Regions from separate parts of the Mus musculus genome. Here all the other regions are linked to region 2. The links are chromatin loops, found by intact Hi-C in ENCODE. Cell type or tissue: heart. All regions are shown on one strand.

Region 1 (4,000 bases), 95 kb after region 2:
CCACCCTGGGCAGCAAAGAGTTAATGTTTATCTGGCATAAACCCCTCCTTTTACAGGTGGGGAACCAGCCTACTACTGGATAAGGCAGAACATGGGAGTCCACCTGGCCTGACTCTGCTCTGAGGTATATAACAATCCCGGCGAGAGAAAAGGCAGCCTAAGGGAGTGGGTCCCAAGAAATGGCTGCTACCCCCAGGAGTTTTATACTCAAGGATGATGCCAGCCAGAAGGGGAGATTTCACACAGTTCTGAGGGAGCTGGGACAGTGATGTTTCTCGGATAAGGAAGACCACACCTTGACCAGGACCATGTGGTCCTTACTCTTTGGTTAAGCATAAGCCTCATGTCATGTCATACATGGTCACTGGACCCCTTCATTCTTACCTCTTCCCGATGTTCTTGACATCAGTGAATGCCTCTCCTTGCTTCGTTTTCTCTTTTACCATTCAATTGAGGACACTGGCTGAGCTCTGTAGGGTCTTCAGGACTCAAGCTTCGACCCCTGGGACCCTAGGACCCTGGGATCCTGGTGGAAGTATTTCCACATCACATGACCCTGGCAGTCTGGCTGCTTTTGCAACTTTTCTGGATTGCCTGCCCAAGAAATACCATATAGAGAGGTCACCAGAGACAGTGGCCTTCTCTAGAGATGACACTAGTCTGCCTTTTAGGTGTATGGACAGGCCTCTTGCCAGTGATTTCAACACCTTTATCCCAGGCCAGCCCCCAGGACATGCCTTTCAAGGAGTAACACGAGCTTTTGAGATAGCAGATGCTGTGTTTGCTAAAAGCAACAGTACAGGTCAAGTGGGTTTGTAGGTCAGTTTCCAGCAAACTGTAGCCAACAGTGTCTAAAGTTGAATGTTGCCTGCAGGTCTCCATGTTTGCTCCAGGGGAGTCTAATGTTTTTAAGCAAAATAAAACCTTGAACTGCCTAGTGACACATATCTAATCCTAGCAGAAGGGTCTCTTGAGTACACAAGTTCAAGAACAGCATGGGTAATATAGACCCAGTCTTAAAAAAAAAATCAATAACAAGGCTCAGAGGTATAGCGGCAGACATCTATGAGATCTAAGTTACTTGTGAAGGTGAGACAGGGAGACTGCTTGTGCCACAGATTCAGGACCAGGAGAAAAGGAAAGAGGTGAGAGACAGATGATCTAGGGTCCCTTTCTCCTGTGGAAGATGGAGTGAGTGATGTCACCTTCCCACCTGGGTTGTAAAATGAATCATTCCAATGTGTGCTCTGAAGAGGTCCATCAATGCATGGCTATGGAAGCTGTGGTGTTACTGATGCTATCTGACACTCCACCATGAATACAAGTCTATGCCAGGAGAGGAGGCCATTCAGTTATGTGTGCGGTGTGTGTCTTGGTTTCTCTTTCATTTTAGACCCATGCTGCAAGCTACCTGGATAATCTGGGATTGCTTGCTCTTCGAATTAGTTACATAGAGGCACTCCTAATGTTTGTGCTCTGTATTTCCAGATTCAGAGAGCTTATCTCAGAGTCTCAGAGAAGGTGCAGGTGACTGACTGCTGGAAGCTGGTTCAGTCCTAGCCAGAGTTTTGGCAGCCACAACTTGCATGGAGAAGCTACTGGCCTCTAGTGGTCAGAGCCCAGAGGTGCCGCCAAACTTCCTACAGCACCCAGGACCATTTACCAGCCCTAAATTTTAGTAGTGCTGAGGTGGAGAGATCCTGATGCGCATTGTAAATTAGGAGACAATCCTTGCCTGGGGTTTCTCTAGCTGGCTCTGCATCCGGCCTTTTAGAAACAAAGGAAAGGAAAGGAAGAAAGAATAGTCATGTATTTATCACCCTCTAGCCAACTGCTTGTCCAGAGCAGAGATTGACCTACTGACCTTTTGTTGCATCCCGTGGCTAATCCCTGGCCTAAAACACCAAGTTTTCAGTTCATTAGCTGAGTGGATGAAAAATGCGCAGTGTGTATGTGCAGAGGTTTACATACAAGATTTGGGTATCCACATGGTATGGAATCAGCCCTCATGATGGCAGGGTGAGTCCTGGACTTTAAGTGACCAGTACCCAGGATGTTCCATAGCAGTTAGAGAAACCTGGGCTTGAAGGAGGAGAGGAAGTGCATGGCTCCCTGTGTGGTTGCTGGGAAACCTTCTTGGGGAGGTGAAAGGTAGTTTGAACTGTCTGGGAGGAAAGGACACAAAAGAGCCTTTTTAAACTCCTGGAGCAGTGTCTGAGGCTCTGCATAGAACCAGGAGTCAGGGTAGCAGGGAAATGAAGGAAGGAGAAAGATGGGGCGGCTTTGCAGCTGGGTGAGATGTTGAGATTCTATTCTTAGTACAGTTGAGAACTGAGGAAGGCTATGAAGGTGGAGGACATAGCAATACCCAAGTGCCGTCTTTATAGAAACCACGCCAAAAACTGAAGTATAACTCAGTATCTTCCTGAATTTCTTCAGAAGACCCCGGCCATTTGAAAGCAGCCTCTGGGCCTCTCCACACTTGGTTCTTGTGTGCCTGGCAGATGTTGCCAGCCTTCACTCCCATTTTCCATCAGTTGTTCTTCACAGAGCAGATCACTGTGATCTGGAGAGCTTTCTTTCTGGGTTTCTTCTGTGCAGATTTAAAATCTGTTCCATAGAACTCATTTTTCCATTTGGAGTATAACAAAGGAGGACTATTGAAAACTCCCATCTTTTTTTTTTTTTTTTAAGATTGTCCCAGAGCAGTGGTGAGACTCATTCTTGGACCATCTGATTAGCATGTGTTGAGCCCACCTCTTGAAAAAATGAGCGTCAGACTCACTATGTAGCTGAGAATGATGTTCACCTTCCAATCCTTCTGCCTCTTCCTCCTGAGTACTGGGATGTCAGACGTGTGCCACCCTATGGTGTTGGGGATCAAACCCAGGGCTTCCTGTGTAATAGCAAACATTCCATTACCTCAGCTCCATCCCCAGGCAGTTAGCCAATACTTAAAATAATAATGGTAACTTCGTGAAGCACAGTGTGTGGTATGGAAGAGAAGCAACAGGAGAGAGAACAGAGTTTTGGCGACAGTCAACAAAATGCACCCCGCAAAAATAAAGATCTGCCAATCAACTTCTATTTGTATATAGCTACACCTACTGGTTTTGAATTGCCTGGGTTTCCTCCAGATAGTTGCCCGACTGAATAGCATCACCTTCATTGCCTTCAAAGCCTGAAACATTTACCCTTGATGGAGAAAGTTCACCCGACATTGACATGGGGAGATGACTGCATGTTTCTGAATTCTCAAAGGCAATTCTTTTCTTGCTTTTCTTTGTTTGTTTGTTTGTTTGTTTGTTTGTGGGGTATTTTATTTTGCTTTTAGACAAGTTATCTCTAGCTAGCCAAGGCTGACTTCAATTCTGCTCTGGTTCCCTGAATCAAAGGTAGTGGTGTGTCACATCACAAATGAACAAACACGTGGGGCTAGGGATAGCTCAGCAGTTAGAACTTGCTGCTCTCCCAGAGGACCTGGGTTCAATTCCCAACACCCACAAGACAGGCTCGGAGCTTTCCTTAACCCCAGTTTCTAGGGATTTGATGCCCTCTCCTGGCCTTTATGGGTACCAGGCATTAAAGTGGTACACAGACATACTTGAAGGTAAAACAAACACATTCTCTCTCTCTCTGTTTCTCTCTGTCTCTCTCTGTCTCTGTCTGTCTGTCTCTCTCTCTCTCTCTCACACACACACACACACACACATACACACACACACACACAAACCTGCCAGGGCTACTGATCTGTCAAAGGACCAGAAAGTTAGGGTAGAGCTAGCTGTGGAGCCCGGGCGCTGAGGACGGGTCCCTTTTCTTCCTGAGCCACACTCCCTATAGGTTGTTTGAAATTGCTGAAGTGCGTTCGCCCAGAAGCTTACAGGATCCAGATGACAACAGAAGCAAGCAAAGCCAACCCAGCCCAAAGGAGCTCGGTAGGAGCTGAGATGTGGCCTCAGAATGGAGGACGATAATGAATGAAGGGGCTATGGTGAAT
Region 2 (4,000 bases):
CCAAGTGAGGATCTGGGAGGCTAGAGGCAAGGGTCCAAATGAGAGCTGTCTTCATCCAAGTCCCCTCTCGAAGCAACCCTGAACAAGGATAGTAGGAAGTGGTTTACATAGGGATGGATTCCAGGAGCCCTTGGGGATGTTGATGTGAGATAGGAGGGAAGTGGTCTTGGGGAGGAGGTTGTGAATCATGAGAACCACGTCCTGCTCATCTGAGACTGGGAGAGTGTGGAGATGGTCTTCATGGACCATCTCCCTCAGTCATAAGATGAAGGCTATTGGAGGTGGAGGGCGGGGCGGGGTGATGCCAGGTACTTCGGACCCACTGAAAGAGCCAGGGACAAATGCAGATACTGGCAGTGTGACACAGTCTCATCCACATTGTTTGCTGTGGGGCTGAGGCTCCAGGTTAACTCATGACATGCTGTCTTGTGTCTGAGCCATATGGCCCTAGTTAGCTATGTTCAACATTTACAAATGTCTCCTTTTTCAAAGAGAGTTTGAAAGTCAGATGTAGGACTCCTGTTAACTCCTTTAGCCTTCGATTTTTTATTCCAGGGGAAAAAAAAAGATGCCTTCAAGGGATTCCACTTTTGAGACAGGACTGTTCTCTGTCTTGGCAATGGCTGGTGAAATTAAAGAATTTTGGCTTTCAGTATGCTTTAGTGGTCAGAAAGGATTTTAAACAATTCTGTACACATACACACGAATGTGCGTTATTATAAAAAGTTACTTATTTAGAACCTTATATATATATATTACTGTACAGTTGACTCTCCATACTGGCCAGTTTTACTTGGATCTAATAATTTGAATAACTTTGGATAGAAAATATTTGATATTAGAGAGATGGCTCAGTGGTTAAGAGCATTGACTGCTCTCACAGAGGGCCAGAGTTTGACTTCCAGTACCAGCATGGCCAGTTCACAACCATCTGTAACTCCAGTTCCAGGGGACCTGACACCCTCTTTTGGTTTCTGAGGGTCTTGCACAGACATAAATGCAGTCAAAACACCCAGGCACATAAAATAATTAAAAATGCATTAAAAAGAAAAAGAGGTCTTTATTGAATGTGCATGGAGTTCTGATTTTCCCCTAAGCAGCAGAGCATAGTAACTGGTCATGTAGTGTTGTATTGTATCAGTGTTGTATTGTATCAGTGTTGTATTGTATCAGTGTTGTGTTGTATCAGTGTTGTATTGTATCAGTGTTGTATTGTATCAGTGTTGAATTGTATCAGTGTTGTATTGTATCAGTGTTGTATTGTATCAGTGTTGTATTGTGTCAGTGTTGTATTGTATCAGTTCTAAATCCTCTAGAGGTGGTGTAAGTTGCACAGGAGAATGTATAGATTATATGGAGGGCAGCATTTATGTAAGAGTTTTGGCAATGTGAGTTTTGGTAACTTGTAGGGCCCTGGGACCTGCCTAAGGTTCCTAAGGATGCCAAACTAAGAAATACTTGTATAGTGTTGAGCAAATAGGCTTGGGGTAATGATATTCTTAAGTGCATTAAATGGCATTTTTATTATTTTGGCGTATAAAACTCTGAGTTGGAGTAGAAGTATGGCCTATGTCACCTTGATCTAGAAAGAGAGCAAATATTGTAATCATTTATATACCCCCCTCAGCATTGTGAAGAAACAGAATTCTACAAACTTCAGATCCCCTGTTTGAGTCCAGCTAGGAGCCCAGGTGAGACCTGGCAGGCTCAGAAGCCTGTGGGAGCATTGAGTGGAGGACACGAGTGTGCAGAGGCTGGGCGAGACAGCACAGGCTACACCAACTGTCAAAGATGAGTCTCATCCTGAGGAAGGGGACTCTGGGAGAGATGGAGGGTGCTAGGAACACTTGCCTCTGGAAACTTTGTGATGTTGAGAAAGTCAGCAAAAGAGATAAAATGGAGGATCCTGAAGAAAGCAAAGGGCATCCCAACAGAGGGCAGACGACCCTGAGAGCAGACCCAACTGATAAAGAAATGACACCATTTTAACACTAGAGGGCGTGCTTGAATCAGGAAACCCAGTCAGCCACCCAGGCGCTGCCCTTGCTTGCACCGGATCTAACTAATGGTCAGAAAAGAAATGTGGTGCAAACCCAGGAAGCAGAAGTGTACTAAGCAGAGCTACAGCCTGAAGAAAATAGAGTTTGAAAGTCAAAGCATTTCCCATCATAAATGTTGTTATCATCTCTTAGGTGTAAACACACACACACAATATCAATCTTTCCCCCCCCCCCCCCCAAGGGAGGCTACAGAGAGAACTCTGTGGTTAAATTCTCTTTCAGAGGATCCAGGTTTGATTCCCAGCACCCAGGGAGCAGTTCACAACCATCTGTAATTCCAGTTCCAGGGCGTGTAAGGTCCTCCCCAAGTGTCCAACATGCAAGTGCTGCACAGACATACATGCAGGCAAAACACTCAGACACATAAAATGGTGATGATAATAATGGACTTAGAAAGGAAAAATGAGAGTGGATTTATAGTCCTCTTGTATGTGGGACTTTGCAGTTGTTGTTAACCTTGGGCTGTGGGGCCGAGAGTAGTTTTCCAATAGAGTTGAACAGCAGCCACCATCCAGCCTAGGTGTTCTCCTGGCCACTGGCCCATCAAGATGAAAAGTCTTAGCTATTGCCCCTCAAGCCTATGGGGCTTTGTGTCTACTTGTACCTGCTAGGATGGAAGAGGAATTTTGCCACATTTCTTCTGAGGATAAATTGAAAAGGAAAAGATCCAGTGATGTCCCTTCTGCTTCCTGGTTCATTCTTCTTACATCTGTGAGCTGCATCCTCTAAGCAGTTAGGTTGTTCCGAGGCCACCATGCTATGAGGAAGCCAACCTTAGCCAGAGAGGCCGATGACAAAGTCCGAGCTACATGGAGAAGCGACCTACTGCTTGCCAGCTGCCAGGCCATGCCTCCTCTCACCCCCCAACCCCACATTCTAACTCCAGCTACCATCTGGCCATGGCCTCATCCGACACTCTCAGCCAGAACTGCTCTGCTAAATTCTTCTGGAATTCCAGACCCTGAGAAACCATGGCAATAAGGAAATGAGTATTGTTTTAAGCCACCGAGTCTTGTGGTCTTATTACACAACAATGGATAATTAGGATGAATAAATCCTTAAGGAATAAAAACGAGTTCCAGAGAAAAACAGCAGCTTTACTTAACAACCTTTTATGTTCGTTTTTTGTTTTGGACAGTTCTCGAAGAAGCTGACAGTACAGAACATGTCGATTTTGGAGAAGAATTATGTCCTTCTTTGACTTGGCTTATAAACTAACCTTTCCCCTGAAGAAGAATTGAGATATTTTTAAATGACTTCCTTTTCCTTTTGTCTTTCTGTTTTGTAGCTGGGAAGGTTTAACTCTCCATGGCTTTTGGCAAAAGATGTGGGACAGATTGTTAGAACCATTCACTACGTCCATGCCTGAGACAAAGGTGAAAGGATGCAGGAATCTGTAGTACATTGCACAGAGGTATGACTGATTGGTTTCTTCCAGACTGGATGTGAGATTTACTACTGAACAAAATTCGGTAGGGTATAGGTGAGCATAGTAGAAGCCCTTGGTTATGCAGGGCCCACCACTTCTCCAAGAGGCTGCAGTTGAGGACATCTTTGACTCCATAGCTTGCTGGAACAAACCACTTCTCAGCCGCCTCGTCTTCAAATTCATCTACATTAAACTTAGTGAAGCCCCGCCTCTTTGAGATGTAGATCTTCCAGCAGCTAGGGAAATGGAACTTGGTTCTAGGCGGGTCCTTAATCGTATGTTCTTTAGAATGTGGCTTGGTGCAGATGGATATGATGACCCAGCAGATGTGAACCCTGGCCACTGTGCCTTGGGGCTTCTCAGAGGCATGCACACCTGTCTGGAGCCTAGAGTCGGGACAGCGTTGAGATTAGAGACAAGAATAACTGCCAGGAAATTGTCTCAAAGGTCCCTTAGGAAAGCAGACTGTGTAACTACCCATGTGGGCAGTGCTGGCAAGTTTTGCTGCCAA
Region 3 (4,000 bases), 200 kb after region 2:
AACAGCTGGATACATGTTTCAGCCACTATGCCCATCTCTCATGGGTTGCAAATTAGTAGCCCACAGTATCTAGCATGGGTCAAGTGCTGCCTCTGTATTAAACTCACCTTTTTATTTTGAAAAAACTAAACTAAACTAAACTAAAATTTTATTATATTTAAAATACTTAGAAACCTTATGGTTATAAACCAGAATCAGAAGAAAATTATGAATATCATCCAAACTTCACAACCAGCTAGTTCAAATCAACACTGGATCATGTCAGAAAAAAAAAAGTTGCAAAATATTTTGACATGGCCAATTAAAACAAAAAGCAATACTGGATACCCCAAGTAGTAAACTCTTCTGAGTTTCATTTTTATTATCTTCCACTTCTTTGTACAAATCTGTGAGATGCAGAAAATGGATATTGATGAAAGATTCTTGACCCATAAGAATACGAGTGTCCCATGTGCTGTCCAGTGGAGAAGTAAGAGGACACTGCCCTGTGGATGCTGACCAGCGGTCCTGAGCACCTTGGCCATTTATTTACTCTGTTTTTTATTGATGTTTGACACAGGGTCTTGCTATGTAGCACAGGCTGGTCTGGAAGACAAGATTCTCCTTCATCTTTCTAAGTCCTGGGATCATGTTTGAATATGCTGTGTGTATTTTACTTATAGTTTTCTTTGTATAATGATACACTTATTCATGAAAAAAAGCAAATTTACTTACATTCACTGGCTTAAAACATTTTTATTCTTGAGAATTTCATACACACATACAATGAAATATGAGCATATATACACCCATCAAATTCATATTCCCCCACATGTCCCCCCCTCTCAATTTTGTCTTTGTTTTAACCACATGCATTTAAAATTTTCCTTGAGTAGACTACCATATCTCTCTTACTGGTTAGTTCAGACTCTTTCTGACTTTGTCCATTTTTTCCATTTGTATAAGCATCATAACCTCAACTTCCCTCAAAAATATATTTTACTGTTCATTTCATGGCATATTTTGCCAAAGTAAGTGAATAGAGGGTAGAAGCTGAACTCATGGTGTCAAACTCCACCTTTCTACCATAGTAGCAGTTATATATATACTTTCGGGCCTGTCATACCCATGTTTACAATTATTCATTGTATAATTTACTTCATCAGGCTTAGAGACAAAGCTTGGCGAGGAGCCACTGGGACTACCTGCTCTTTCAACCATTTGCTTTCTTCTCCACCACACCTGGCCCTCAGGTTTGGCCAAGGAATTCCCAAGACACCTGCGGAGCAACTGAGTCCCAAAGGAGTTGGGGATGTGAGTCTGCTGTAATGTAGGCATCTCGCTGAGTTGGATTGGTTTGAGCTCAGCAGCATGTTCTCCAGGACCACCCCAACTGCTGGTAAGGAGAAGAGGGGAAGGCAGCTTCACAGCCCGACAGTACATAGTCTCCTCAGTCACTGGGTCTATGCCGTGGAGACGCTGGGCTGGTGCTTAAAATGTAGCAGGCCAGATGAAAGAATGTAATTCCTAATGGTTAACTTTCAACTTAGACATGAGATAATGTTTCATTTGGTTATTTGGAAACATGTTTGGATTACTTTGATAGCTCTATCATCTTGTATGCATGTATTTGAGACGGTCACACTATGTGTCCTTGACTGGCCTGGAACTCACTATATAGACCAGGGTTTTCGAGGCTCACTAACAGCCTCTTGTCTCTGTCTCCTTACTACTGGGATTACAGGTGTAAGGCACTATTCCTGGCTTGATCTGCTCTTTAATCACACATTTATTAAAATCAGCATCGAAAACAAATAGTTCTGATCATTTTTCTCTCGGATTAAAATAAACTGCAAATATATGGACCAGATTTCAAAGTCTTATTGCCAAAATAAGATAAGATATTCACATTTTTTATACAGATAATCTTTCTTTCTTTCTTTCTTTCTTTCTTTCTTTCTTTCTTTCTCTTTCTCTCTCTCTCTCTCTCTCTCTCTTTCTTTCTTTCTTTCTTTCTTTCTGTTCTTCCTTCCTTCCTTTCTTTTTCTTCCTCTCTCTCTCTTTCTCTCCCTCCCTCTCTCCCTCCTTTCCTTCCTTCTTTCCTTCCTTTCTTCTAAATAATTTTAATGTGCTAGAAAATTTAAGGTCACATCCCTGGTTCATGACAGTGGTTGAGAGAAGAGGCCCTGAGCCATCCTTTTAGGGATCACTTCCTAACTCACCCTGTGAAGCATCTTTGTAGTTTTGAAGCTTGCTTTTACGATTTGGCTCTCTGACTCCAGCTTCTTTCTCCTTGTTACTACTCTGCCTACTTTTTGGAAAGGGTCTGCGGGGCGCGGATCATTAAGGCAATTGCTGATTTCAGCCGCCAGAGAGAGCTACGACGCTACTCTTGTTGCCCAGCAACCTCTGGTCCGGAAGTAGTTCTTTGTCCCACCCCATGGCGGCCGCGGGCGCGAGTACTTCCGGTAGTGCGGGCGCGGGGTCGCGCCGAGCGGGTTGGAGGCTGGCGGCGGCGCAATGACCACGCTCCGGGCCTTCACCTGCGACGACCTGTTCCGCTTCAACAACATGTGAGTGAGGCACGGCCGGCCTCTGTCTTCGCGGCGCGGGACGGGGTCAGCCTCGCGGGGCCGTGGGCCGGGTGGACGCTGCGCGGGCGCGCTGACCGGTGACCTTGGCCGAGGCGCGGCGCTCCCGGTGCGCCCGGGATGATGCGGAGCCGGGCTGGACACCCCGCGCCCGCTCCCTGAGGCGGCCTCACTGCGGAGGGAGGGCGGGGAAGGAGCGCGGTCCTGGTTAAATTGTATCCCAGTGAAGTAACCTTGCGATGCTCCGGGCCCTCTCAGCAAGTTGTGGTTTGTGCTTGGTAGTTACAGTAGCGGAGCGCCCAAAGTAGACTGCCTTGGGTTTTTTTCTTTTTCTCTTAAAAAAAAAAAAAAAAAAAAAAAAAAGACAGGGTTCATTTCGTATCCCTGGGCTCCAGGAACTCTCTGTAGACGAGGCTGGCCTAAACCTCACAGATATGTCTTCCTGTCTTACTAGTGCTGGGATTAAAGGCATGCCCCACCACACCCAGCTAGACTACATTTTTTTTTTTTTGGTTGGGGATCCAATGTACTGAAGACTCCCCGGTGCTGTGTGGTTTCTTTTCAGTCCAAAATTTAAAAACCCGTGATTTGCCGTTCTCCCCTTCTCGCTTTTTAAAAAGAAAAAAAAATTTAGTTTGGAATCCAAATTATGACCATTTAAAAAGCTCAGCATTTCACCGCGAACTCCTGTAGACACATGACCTCGGTTATTTGCTTGATATAACGTAGTAAGAAGTATGGACCGGAAGGTTTAGGTAACAGAAGGGAAGAAACTCTGGGATGATGGACATTTCAAAGAGGGGATGAACCTTGATGAAGGAAATTTGGCAAGGAGGAAACTCTGGAGAAGGCTGCAGGAAAATGGAGTGTGAAGCAGGGTAGGCCTTTGCTTCAGGTGAAGCCAGGTTTAATTATCGTGTTTAATTGGTTCAGATCCGATCTTGTGAGATTTCGGTTAGGTCCCGCTTGTGTTGAATCCTCTGTGCATTTTAGTACTTGTGGCAGGCGCTCATGTAATAATAGGCCCTTAAATCTTCACAAATTCTGTCATGTGCTGATGTCCTCAGTTTCTGGGTGAGGGAAGGGATTGCACACACAGAACCCTGACGTGGAGTAGGTGGAGACTGGCCCTGGTGGTTGTTAAAAAATTGGTCCCATGGAGCTGGAGATGGTTCAGTTGTTAAAAGTACTGGGTGCTCTTCCAGAGGACAGGGGTTCACTCCACATGGAGGCTCACACTTGATTGTAATACTAGTTCCAAGAAGCTGCTGGCCTTTCCTGGCTTGAGTAAGCACCAGGTATGCATGTAACACACAGACATATAAAACCCATACCCATTCAATAAATGAAAAAGGTTGATCCTGGCACTCAGGCTGAGGTTGGAGGATCACAAGTCTGAGATCCTTTGGTATCCACAGGAGATTGATTCT
Region 4 (4,000 bases), 160 kb after region 2:
GGGGAAAGGCAGCACTAAGGGAAAGAGAGGTGCAGTGTGGGGCTTTTATCCTCAGTGGTACAGAGGCACCTCTGCTACTCTGGTGCTGTGAGGAGAGTAAGGATGAAGATCTCTTAATGACACCTGTCTCTTCCCCTCTTAATCAGCTATACACACACACACACACACACACACACACACACACACACACACACACACACACTGCTGTGGGCCATGTCCCTCATCCTACCTAAGGTCCTTACTCAGGCAGGTGGGACTCACTGTAAGTCTGCTTCTGCTAGTCGCCCCACCCCCACCCCACAGCAAGATTCTACCACACAGTGGCTGACAATACACACAGTTCACCTGGTTTGACTTTACCCCAATGCTCTGGCAGAATCAGTATGAGTTTAACTTTAGTTAAAATATTTTCCTCCTAGATGGAAAGAGAATTCTTTTTAAGATTTTAGGACTTTGGTTTTTGGATAGGTTGACAATCAGACTACACAGTGTTTGATGTCTAGAACCTAATATGAACACACACACACACAGACACACACACTCACTCTGTATCCCTAGTCTACCCCCTGTAGGGATGGGACCCTTGAATGCCGTTTTCCCTCTTTGTTGGGTTTTAATGCTGAATCTGTAAAACCACAAGTAGGTTGTGTAATATCCCCCAGGCCCAGCTGCTGGTCCTACCTCATAAAGGGGAACTTGGAGGCCAGATGGATTCCTTGGCTGGCCGCCTCCTCCTTGGAGGGCACCCGGGAGAAGTAGATTGGAAAGGGTGGCGTTGCTCTCTAGGCTAAGTGGGATTTTGAAAAGCACAGGCTCAGTAGTTCCGTGTCTTTTACGAGCTTATCCTGGACTCATTCCAGTTTTCTTTGTCCTTCTTACCTGTGTGAAGGGCTGGGCTGGAGCTGCCTGTTGGCTCAGCCAACCTTTCTCAAAGGCTTTGAAGGTGAGAGGCCCCTGGTGGCGTCTCCCTGTGAACCCATAGCTGCCTTCATGCCCTTTCCAGTAAGGGAAAGGGGGGCGGAGAGGATCAAAGGAAAAAAGCAGACCCCAAGTTAAGCCCCTGTTGCCCCACAGTGTGTGTGTGTGTGTGTGTGTGTGTGTGTGTGTGTGTGTGTGTAGGAATGTCCCGAGTGCACTATATTTACATTCTTGTCTTTGCTGATAATGACTTACAGATTTTTGGAGCTCCTCGGCAGACAACAAACCCCTGAACTCCCCACCTCCCCATAGGCCTCTTCCCTCAGCCGGCATCTGCCCTGCCTCCTTGCGTCAGCTCTGCCTTATAAATGGAGTGCATTCTATAAAAACCAGGACGCCTTCGGAGCTGGAGTGCAGCCAGACCAACGGAGCCTTGTGTTTTATTAATCCTCTTTTCTTGAAAGTGCACAGCCAGGACCTCAGCACAGGCCCAAAGCGGCCGAGCACAAGGACTCCCAACGCGAATGGCACCGAGAGACCTCGGTCCCCCCCACCCAGGCCCCCGCCACCCGCTATTAATAGTCTGCACACAAGCCCTGGGCTATCCAGGACTGAACCCCAGACGAGCATGCCAGAAACAGTCAACCATAGCAAACATGGGAACGTAGCTCTGCTTGGAACAAAACCAACTCCCATCCCTCCACCCCGGCTGAAGAAGCAGGCTTCTTTTTTGGAAGCAGAAAGCAGCGCCAAGACCTTGACTGCCCGCCGGCCCAGCCGGAGGTCGGAGCCGGAGCCCGAGCTAGAGCTGGAGTTAGAGATGGGCACAGCTGGGCACGCAGGTGGAGCCCCGCCTAGGGACGCCCCCGGGGATTGCACAAGGGCGCCGCCGCCCGGCTCTGAATCACAGCCACCACCGTGCCATGGAGCCAGGCAGAGGCTGAGCGACATGAGCCTTTCCACTTCCTCCTCCGACTCGCTGGAGTTCGACCGGAGCATGCCTCTGTATGGGTACGAGGCTGACACCACCAGCAGCCTGGAGGACTACGAAGGGGAGAGTGACCAAGAGACCATGGCACCTCCCATCAAGTCCAAAAAGAAGAGGAACAGCTCTTTTGTGCTGCCCAAGCTTGTCAAGTCCCAGTTGCGAAAGATGAGCGGGGTGTTCAGCTCCTTCATGACCCCTGAGAAGCGGATGGTCCGCAGGATCGCCGAGCTGTCCCGGGACAAATGCACCTATTTTGGGTGCTTGGTGCAGGACTACGTGAGCTTCCTGAAGGAGAACAAGGAGTGCCATGTGTCCAGCACCGATATGCTGCAGACCATCCGGCAGTTTATGACCCAGGTCAAGAACTATTTGTCTCAGAGCTCTGAACTGGACCCCCCTATTGAGTCACTGATCCCAGAAGACCAAATTGGTAAGTGCCCTTCTACCCATTTCAGGCATAAAATGTACTGTAACCCTTGTCAGCCGGTGTGTCCTGTTAGTTGTCTGGGATGAAGTTTAACCTGGAGTTCCAAATGACACACTCTCCCATCTGAATTGAATGGAAAGATCTCCCTTTTTTAGGCAGATGCTACACACCAAGCTTCAGATGTTTAGAACTGCAGAAGGATTCTATCCAGGGGTGGGGGTTGTACCACTTTGAAAGGTCCCAGTTGCTGCCTGCTCTTGCTCTATGCGTGTGACACATCTGTTGAGCATTTTCTGGCTGTGCGTCCTTCTGTAACCTGCATGCTTACTGACAGTATTTTTCACTGTCTTTCCAGAGGTTGTGGGTGCTTTTGTTTTGTAGCATATGCTAGGAGTATGAAGACTAGGGGCGAGGTGGGGGGAGCACACCTGTGTCCAAGCCCCCCAACCCAGAGAAAAGAACACAGACCAACCCTCAGGGACCTTGTTCCTGTCCAGCCTCAAGTGGACCTCCCTGTTGGTTTTCATCCTACAGAGTCTGTATTAGGCAGTGTGGGAAGAAACAAGAAATAGGAAAGAGAAGTTTATTTGGTGTACCTTTAAGTGACATAATTCGAAGATCACATGAAAGGCATTCTCTCCAGAGTCAAGGGGAAATGCTTTCTTTGTAACCTCACAGGAGAGCTGAATTGTTACTTTGGTAAGCATCTTGCCAAGGCAAATTTGAATTTGGCAAGCAGTCTTTTTTTCCAGGGCGGGAGTAGCCAGGGTTTTTGTAGTTGTTGTTGCTGCTGCTGCTGTTGATCGTGTTGTTGTTTTGTTTTTGTTTCACGCATTGACTCTTAAAAGGTTAATTTCAGAGACTTCACTCAGTGGGCAGCAACAGCCAAGAGTTTACAAACATTTCCATGGTTTAGCTAAACTCAGATTTCTTCTTTCTGATTGGGTGTGTTTGTCAAAAGTAGTAAACAGTGTGTGGTAGAGCATGTGTTTCTCTCTCTCTCTCTCTCTCTCTCTCTCTCTCTCTCTCTCTCTCTCTCTCTCTCTCTCTCTCTCTCTCTCAATTTGAGCAGCTCTTTGATTTGGTCACAAAAGACTCAAAGCCTTGTTTGTTTTCTTGTGGGACTCTGACCTAGCCCAGGGTTCTGTTTGGGCGTGGCTAAAGGAGCTCGGGTGCTCCAGAGAAAGTGGCTGAAAGGAATGTGCCTTTGTGCTACGCCTAAGAATGGAAATCATTTTCAGGAGACTTCTGCAGAATGCAGAATATCCACACAAGTTCCCTCTTTCCCCTGCAGCCCGAGAGTCTTTTCTCTCCTGAAGACCCCTTCCAACATCATGTTCACAGGGACCCCTAGTAAGAAAGGAAACCCATCTCTATAGAGCCTCCCATTTGAACGAGAAGCCTGGACAGGCTGCTTCAGTGAGCGCTCTCCTCCCCTTCCGTACACACCCTAGTCAAAATGCTTTCTATCTCTTGAGGAATGGAGGAAGGCAGATTGTATGCCAGCCCACACCATCTAGTAGCTGGTAAGTTCAGAGCTTGAACTGGTATGAAGCTCTGTACTTAGTGGCCCAGATCAGCCTCGAACCGCCAGTTCTCCAGCCTCAGCTCCCAAGCCCCTGCGGTGCCAGCCCTACTGCATGTGTTTGTCCTATCATTGGAAGAGT
Region 5 (4,000 bases), 180 kb after region 2:
AGCTGGTCATTCTGGAAGGAGACAAATCGGGGCCTGTGTGCACATCTGTTAATTCTTTTCAGGAGTCTCTTGGGCACCCAGATAGACCCTGATGGGGCAGCTGTGTTTCTCTGTTCCTGTTGAGTTTCAGTCTGGGCTTGAGCACAAAGGTCTACCTGTCCTTGGGATGCCCTGGGTTTACATCATCTAGGAAGACATGCCCGCCCCATCCCTTTTTGGGCGCCACTAACTTGGGATAAGTATCCTCCATCCTGTCCCCAAGCCGAGGCAGATGTGAATGAGCTCTTCCGGCCTCTGTGTCTCACCCGGCCGTATCCATGAAATTTCAGCCGGGGACCCAGATATTCCAATATGAGCCCGTGACTCCCACGGTGTCTTTTCCTCTTCCAGGGATTGGGCAGTAGAGACAATGAGTGTGGCTTTGTCCAGGCACCGAGGTAGACATTTGTAAGCTCCAGTGTGGAGCCAACCCTTTTCCCACCATGTGATTATTGCGGTTTGGGGTTTATTTTGGTGGTTTCTAGTAGCAAGAAGACCCCTTGAGGCTTTGGGGAAAAGAGTGTCTCAGTGTCCCTTAGAAAAGCATCCTTCTGTTGTTGACAGTGTGTACTTAGATGCTTACGTCTTGTGGTCTGAGGACAGAGACACCATTTCCTGCCCCCTTTCCCAGCAGTGCCTCAGAGTGAGATCCCGGGTTTCAAGCTTGTCTTCTTAAAGGGGAACAAATCAGCATTGCGTTGTGACAGATGGGCAGGATTGTCTTCGCCAGCAGGAATCCCTGTGAGGAAGGAAAAAAAAAAAAGAATAATATAAAAAAAAAAAAAAGGATACACTGATGTCTAAACAGCCCGTGGGTTCCTCTGCATGAACTGTGCCAGGCACTCTGCTTGCCTTCCTTCCTGGGGAGAGCATGGCCCAGGCAGGCTGCCTGCCCGCGGCTCTGGACTAATCTGAGGTATTGAACTGCAGCTCCTCCGATCTGGACCTAGAGTTGCTGCAGTCATGTGTCACAGGCCCATGCTTTCTGTGGCCTGTCCAGAGCGCTCTTGGGTTGACTTTACAACAGTTTCATGTCTTTTCTGCTGTGTAAGCAGCCATTCTCATTTACAGCCCAGCACCATAGATCCCCTTGCAAGCTCAGAGCTCTTGCTTCTGGCGGGGTATGGTTTTGCTGAAATTGAAAACCTTCCTCTAATTGGATCCACATGTTTCAAAGTGTGGCCAGTTCTGTGTTTCCAGCATTTGAGGTTTTCTCCTTAGTGGGCTAAGCATATCAGGACTGTGGAGTCAAAATTTAAAGTCCAAGGAACCCCTCAGCACCCCACAGGGATTGTAGCTCCCGGAGCCACTGTTAAATGCTGACACCAGGATGCAGATTCTAGTAGTCGTGTAGATTGCCCTGGACTCCCCTGTGTGGCATTCACACACTTGAGCTAGCGTTATAAACTGAGTCATGTGTGACTTATTCCTGGGACAGATACTAAGGATTAATAATTTGTAGCAAAAGTTGCTGTAGAGATCTTAAATTGTGGATGGTAGGGTCAGGAAAACTCTAAACAAAAAGCCTGATATGGGCTGACTTGGCTTGTGGCTATGGCTAAATGGTAGAGCCCGTGGCTAGCTGCACCCTAAAGCATTGCAAAGAAAGAAAGGGGGCGGGGGAATCTCCATCGATGACTGCCAACAGCAAGGCTGCTTTGCCAGGTTCAACCCCAATGCGGGTTCACGGGCCTGTTACCCATGTTCCTGAGAGGTGAAACCATTTCAATCCTGCACATGGGTCAGAAAGAGTTCTGCAAGGCTCCCTGTGGGCAATTAAAGGCTTTGGCCATGAAAGTGACACTTCTTTCTCACTTGATTGCAATGAACTTCTGGTCTATGAGTGAATCAATTGTCACATCTGCCCTCTTTAATGTGTGTCTCCACTTCTGGGGGACAGGGATACAGGTTCTCATAATCTCCTGTTCCCCACCTCTGTCTTGAACACATAGTAGAACTCTAATGGATATTTTGTCCTTCTTCCCCTAAACTCTTTATGTAGTGTTTCTGTCCTATGGGGTATTATAAGGCATCTATTGATGATATAAGATTTATGGAAGGACTATGTCTTTAAATACAAAATATGTAGCATGCAGAGAATTCTCACTACGCCCTCAAAACGCCCTCTAGTGGCACTCAAGCACATTTGCAAATTCTTCAGCAAGCAACTGATTTATTTTTAAGACAAACCAAGAAAAATACATAGATATCTTAAAATGTCTCTTGTCTGTCAGCACTCCTCACTGACAGGAGAGATGAATTTTAATGGCACTCTCAGAGGGACACCACTGTATTTAATATATAAATCTCTTCTCTTAAATGTGGCAACAGGAATGCTATGGGCTCTTGGGTGTTCCCTGCCCCTGGCACAGGCTTGGATCACTCCATAAATGTGTGTGAGATGAATGCTTGAGTAGAGATGAGTGATACGCTGTAGGGTGTGAGTCTCTGTGGAAGCGATGGAGAAATCACCGTCTACTTCCATGCCTGTAAGGCTCTGCGCCTGAGAATTCAATCAACCACAAGCTGTAAAATTTAAGGAAAAAAAATGAAACAAACACATATAAACTTTTTAATTGTCCTTTCCCCTAAGCTCTTTATGTAATGTTTCTATTCTACAGGGTATTTTAAGTCATCTAATGATGATGTAAGATTTATGGGAGGATTATGTAGATCATATGCAAATGCTGTGACTTTTTTAATGATGAATTAAGCATCCATAGATTTTAGTATACAGGGGTCAGTCCCTAGACTCTGTCCCTAGAATTGTATGACATTAACGTCTGTGCATCTCCGCTGCCATCGCCAGTGTGACACTCCTAAGGACCCATTTTCACTGCTCTTCCAGGAGGCTATTACTTGACCAGTGCCTATGGGGCGCTATCTCTGATAAAGAATTTCCAAGAAGAACAGGCTGCGAGACTGCTCAGCTCCGAAGCCAGGGACACGCTGAGGCAGTGGCACAAGCGGAGAACCACCAACCGAACTATCCCCTCCGTTGACGACTTTCAGGTACACACCCAAGTCCAAGTCCCAGCCCTGCTTCCCCGTCTCCAGGGAAGGTAGAGCTATTTCCTACAGCACATGGCCTTAGGGCCTGAGGGCCTGGCTCAGGGGGAGTCACCTTGTAGAAAAGGAATAATGAAGCCACCCTCTGGTCACTCCAGTGTCTTTAGACGTGTACACAGATGCACCTCGACTTTCAAAGGTCCATGTTCTCACTGGCTACACTAGAAGAGAAAAGTGCACTAACTGTATCTAACCTATCAAACATGGTAATGTAGGAAAACAGTGGGCACCTGTGGGGAAGATTTGTTGTATCGAATTGTGATCTTGTTGCTGATTGTCAGGGCCAGTTCATCACTGCTATCCAGCCTTATCTGGTGGATGGTATTCAATATAGCCAGCCTGGGGGTGGGGGAGGTTATAGATTCAAAACCTGGCTGTTAGGATAGTTCAGTGGTAGACCAAATGTGCAATGTCCTGGGTTCCTTCCCTAACACTTATAGAAAAAAGAAGGAAAAATAAAAGTAAAAGTCAAGACATAGTCTCTACTGGGTGTGACTCACTTTTAAACATAAAGATAAATATAATTATCTCCACATAAAACATACACACAGTTGGCCTGCTGTTAAATACCTAACCCAACAAAATGTCCAAAGGAGAAAGCCGAGGCAGAGGGAACGGATATCCAGTTTCCTCAGGAAACAGCAGTGCTTATCCTGCAGCGCCCCCATCCCCTCCCCCCCTCCACCCCTGTTACCCTTTGGGAAGTGGGGGAGGTGCAACAAGGTATCTTTCTACCGCCACCCCTCCCCACTTTCTCCTTCAAGTTCTAAACCGAATCCCCTGGAATCAGTCCGGCTCTTAGGACAGCACCTCAGTTTGAGAGGTCGAGCTGCTGTGTGGTCCCCATAGGGTGACACAGAGCCTTTCCCTGGCCCAGCAACCCCCGAGTTCC
Region 6 (4,000 bases), 260 kb after region 2:
AGGGAAGGGTTTGGGGATGTAATTAGCCCTCCGCTATTTAACTAGCAACATATTCAGAACCAAATGAATGAACACCGTAATCCCTTCTCCTGTCTCTTTGATTTAGCCGCGTGGAAAACGATGCTGTAATCTGCCCTTCTACTCAGACACTAATTAAGGAAGTTACTCTTCCCTGTCTTTCATTATGTTGGAAACAAAGCAAAGCTGCTACTGGACACACCTTTAAAAACTACAGTGTGCTCAATTAATCTTCGGTGGTGGACGTGAGATGTTCCCGGCTTAGAAAGACTGGCTTGGCCTTGGAGCGGTGGTGGTAGAGGGGTTTCTTTTCCGGGTCCTTGTGGGTTTAAGGAAGACTAAGTCAAGAGAAGGGTTATATGCTGTCTGGTAGTGTTGTGAAGTAGCTTGAGGTTTCCTGCCTGGCATCCTGCCTATTTAAAGATGACTACAGTTAATCATGTGGACTCAAATAGATGAAAATTTTCTTTATCAGGAGAGAGGAAATCAGGAGCTCTGTAAATGTTTTAGGAGATAAAGATGTGTTCAGATTTGATTGTTACAGTTGCACACTTGTACCAAAATCATCACACACATCTCACAAGTGTGTATCATTTGTATTAATACAAATTTAAGACTTTAACCTTTAAAAGGCAAAAAGAAAACATTTAAAACAAGCTTTTTTGTTTTGTTTTGTTTTTAAAAACGACCTTTCTCAAGGCCAGCTTGGCCCACAAATTAAGTTCCATGAAAGCCAGGGTTGTTACACAAACCCAACCAAACGAAACCAAACCAAAAAACCCAAACAACAACAAAGACCTACCTTTCATTTCCTGAGGCAGTTACTTTTTAATAGACAAAGTTCTGAATGTATGTCCCTGCACCATGTGCATACCTGGTACCAGAAGAAGGCATTGGGTCCACTGGAGCTGGAGTTCCAGATGGTGGTGAGCAATGGTGTAGTTGCTGGGAATTGAACCCGGGTCCTCTGGGAGAGCAGCCAGCACTCCTAACCACTGAGCCACCCCTCCAGCCCCAGAAGTTAGTTTTACGAGACATTTGATGGTCTCACGCTTTTTTCCAGTTTGACTTCTAAGCAGCTCCTGGGGATTTGATGTTTTGACCTCTAAGTTAAGAGGATCCAGGCCCATTTTAAAAGGAAATGTAGAACAATTACAGCATTTAGCCGGGGCTTTTCTTGTGCCCCGGGAAATTTGTCACCAGTCCCCCTGCCAGACATGGTTTGGTGGACAGTCCTCCAGGAGCTGTAGATTGCCTTTGTCAAGATTGGCACATGGACCCCAGCGGTCTGGATGATGGGAACTTACATGGCCTGCTGCATGCTTTGAAGCCCTTCTAATCACTCAGAACGTCTGGAATTTTAAAATCCACCTCACTTAAAAAGATCACATTTTCCAATGATCCGAAGTTAACTGACTCTAAACACCAGTTTTAAAGTTCTAGAAAGGACCATGTAAAGGATGGAAGTTAATTTCCATAAGAAGACCACTAGAGGGCACAAGAGATCTTGGAAAGGAAAGGGTACTTCTCCCGCCTCCGCTGCAAGAGGATGAAAAAGAAACATATAGTTGGCAACAACTTTTATGTTGCCCTGTCCTATGTTGAGACACTGTTCTTGATGAAAGCATGATGTGACAAAGCAAGCTGTATTCTTTAGAACTAAATTGGATTCTTCCTTTTTTTTTTCAAATACACTACAGTAAAATGTATTTGTGACATTTAAAGTAGCAACTTCTTTTAATAGTATATTTTTAAGTCTAACTGGAGAGTGCAGCCTCTTTAGATAAAGAAGAAGCTTTGAGGCCAGCAGAAGGGTCTGGGACGTTTCTTGGACATGCAGGCTGCCTTTGTGCTGTTCTCGCCGAGCTGGGGTAATATTTCCCACCTGAGGATTTGCACAGTGACCTGGCTAGCAGCCTGTGTTACACACATCTCTCTGCCTCAAGGGAAGCCAGCCTGTGCCTTCCCTCTAGAATGCTGGTTATAGAGAAAGGACAAGATGTTGCAGCCATGAAGCAGTCTGCGAAACTGTCACCAAGAGGCTTGACCGGGTTGCTAAGAAGAGTTCTTGGGCTCTAGGGTGCCACCATGTACCTCCTGGCGAGGTGACATAGTGAAGGATGAATATGTTCGTCTTCCGGAAGGCTGGTTAGAGCCACCACACAGGGCATTCTTAGTTTTGCCACGCCCTAAGTTTGAAAGATACACAAATTGCCAAGTGAGTATCTTTGCCAGCCTATTGGTTGTAAGGCTTGAATTCAGCTCCATTTTTTTTGGGGGGGGGTGGGGATCTGGCATGTTTTTCAGGGTCTGATGGACACTTGAGTGCCCAAAAAGAGAACAAGTCTGTCTGGGCTAGACCTTCTGTTCTCCTAAAAGTAAAGTATTTTATAGTTGATAGCGCTGACCAGCACATGAATTCTCCACCCAAGCAGCACTCTGAATGAACATACAAAGGAATGGCTGCTTTTCAGAACTCTGTTTCTAGTCTTCTTTGTGCTGATGGAGTTATTAACCCCAGATTGGTCATCACCATGGGGATGGGATACACCCTGCAAATGGCAGGGTGGGGCGCCCAGTAAACTTGCCACCCTCGCTCACAGTGAGACGGGGCTGTCCTCTCGTCTGACCCCGGTAGGCAGTGCTCACAGCTTTAGAGTGCTGGCTCTTGGAGATTTTGCTGCATGGATGGTTCTCCTTAGCCGAGGTGTTCTTTCTGTGAGGCAGGCCTTTGTCATATGCCATTTGAGACTTTGAGGCTGATGTCATCCATTATCATTAGCGCTAAGGATGATGCAAGATCTTAAATTATCGATTACCCCAAGGAATGCATTTAGTATGTTGAGCAAGTTCCTCTATCCATTTTGGAGACGGGCTTAAGGGACAGTGTTCAGAACTCCAAGCTTTGGATGTTTGCTTCTTGTTTTTTTCCCAGGAGAGTTGCTATTAAGGTCCGATTTTGGACAGCTTTGTTATGTGCAGTGGAAGGTTCACGGCTAGGCTCAGGGCTCGCTGTCTCTCCAGATCTTTATTCCTGATTTTAATATTGAGTATTATTTGTTTTAGTTTAAGATTATGAATATGTGTTTCTTCGCCGTATGAAACATTTACAAACACACACACATATACACACTCATGAAAACTCAGAGCTACAATTTTATTAAGTACATATATAAATATACACTATATAATGATCAAATCTATGTACATCAATGTAGTTAACATCACCATCTCAAATTATTTTTTTCTTCTGTTTTGTTTTTGAGACAGGAATTCATTATGTAGCATTGACTGTCCTCTAACTCACTATGTAGACCAGGGTGGCTTGGAACTCATGGAAATCTGTCTGCTGTCCCCATATGCTACCCTGTGCTGGGCTTAAAGTCATACACCACCATACTCAGTCTCAAACTTTAAAAAAAAATGGTTTCATTTATTCTTTGAGAATTTCACATAGTCTATTTTGATCATATCCATTTCTCTCCTGCAACTCTTACCCAACTCTTGTATTCTCTCTCCCTCGCTCCCTCCCTCCTCCTCCCCCCTTTCAGCCTAGTTGTCTAGTTTATGTTGGCTGACTACTCCTGGGTGTGAGGCTTTCCCCAGGAGTCTCACTCGTTGAAGAAAACTGATACTGCCCCCCACCCTGGCACCCCAGCTGCAGTTGAGTGAAGCTAGCTCCTCAGCTAGGGGAGGGACTTTGTGCCCACTTTCTCTCTCCTATGGCTGGGATTTTTGTCCTGCAAACCTTGTGTAGGTCTTACGCATGCCCTTACAATCTTCATGAGTTGATATATGTACATTTGTCTTGTGTCTGAAAATCGCTGCTCTCTTGAAGTCACCTCCCACTTCTGGCTTTTACAGTCTTTCTGACAGCACTTCCACAGAGATCCCTGAGCCTCGAGGGAAGAGATAGAACACAGATATTCCATTTGGGGCAGAGCCTTCTGATGTCAGCTGTGCTCTGTACACTGACCAGTTG

Evidence for each region. Hi-C counts contacts between places; a loop is a spot of excess contacts. Peaks named below come from ENCODE experiments on the same cell type or tissue, not always from the same donor. Only the 100,000 strongest peaks of a DNase experiment are listed, where the experiment ranks them.
Region 1: it touches region 2 in a loop (6-fold over the local background); 21 of 42 quality-filtered maps call a loop at or near these places.
Region 3: a loop joins it to region 2, with 4 times the contacts of the local background. A loop is called at or near these places in 15 of 42 quality-filtered maps.
Region 4: it touches region 2 in a loop (4-fold over the local background); 2 of 42 quality-filtered maps call a loop at or near these places.
Region 5: it touches region 2 in a loop (7-fold over the local background); 26 of 42 quality-filtered maps call a loop at or near these places.
Region 6: it touches region 2 in a loop (10-fold over the local background); 2 of 42 quality-filtered maps call a loop at or near these places.

Annotation. Positions count from the first base shown.
Region 1 is chr2:145,793,152-145,797,151 of GRCm38, forward strand. All of the region lies in intron 2 of Rin2 (Ras and Rab interactor 2), which reads left to right. Among named protein-coding and RNA genes, the nearest start is that of Rin2, 9.0 kb to the left of the region's middle. In heart, a CTCF peak has its summit at 1,615 (motif pointing left); a DNase peak (open chromatin) is centred at 1,610.
Region 2 is chr2:145,697,849-145,701,848 of GRCm38, forward strand. BC039771 (cDNA sequence BC039771) reads left to right here and starts at 3,347. Exons shown (of 4, transcript NR_033220.1): 1 at 3,347-3,474. In heart, a CTCF peak has its summit at 1,998 (motif pointing right); a DNase peak (open chromatin) is centred at 2,023.
Region 3 is chr2:145,900,811-145,904,810 of GRCm38, forward strand. It overlaps Naa20 (N(alpha)-acetyltransferase 20, NatB catalytic subunit), which reads left to right and starts at 2,431. Exons shown (of 6, transcript NM_001141965.1): 1 at 2,431-2,552. The coding sequence starts at 2,500. In heart, a CTCF peak has its summit at 2,340; a DNase peak (open chromatin) is centred at 2,511; H3K4me3 peaks cover 1,993 bases; H3K27ac peaks cover 1,421 bases.
Region 4 is chr2:145,858,839-145,862,838 of GRCm38, forward strand. Rin2 (Ras and Rab interactor 2) reads left to right here. Exons shown (of 13, transcript NM_028724.4): 9 at 1,176-2,336. Among named protein-coding and RNA genes, the nearest start is that of Gm39954, 33 kb to the right of the region's middle. In heart, a CTCF peak has its summit at 1,788; DNase peaks (open chromatin) are centred at 713, 1,793, 3,063, 3,493 and 2 weaker places; H3K4me3 peaks cover 3,205 bases; H3K27ac peaks cover 3,565 bases.
Region 5 is chr2:145,880,435-145,884,434 of GRCm38, forward strand. Rin2 (Ras and Rab interactor 2) reads left to right here. Exons shown (of 13, transcript NM_028724.4): 12 at 2,888-3,051. It overlaps Gm39954 (a long non-coding RNA gene), which reads right to left. Exons shown (of 3, transcript XR_866798.2): 3 at 1-778. Among named protein-coding and RNA genes, the nearest start is that of Gm39954, 12 kb to the right of the region's middle. In heart, a CTCF peak has its summit at 2,169 (motif pointing left); a DNase peak (open chromatin) is centred at 767; H3K27ac peaks cover 1,105 bases.
Region 6 is chr2:145,956,124-145,960,123 of GRCm38, forward strand. All of the region lies in intron 6 of Cfap61 (cilia and flagella associated protein 61), which reads left to right. Among named protein-coding and RNA genes, the nearest start is that of Cfap61, 23 kb to the left of the region's middle. In heart, a CTCF peak has its summit at 1,507 (motif pointing right); no DNase peak of the experiment used is centred here.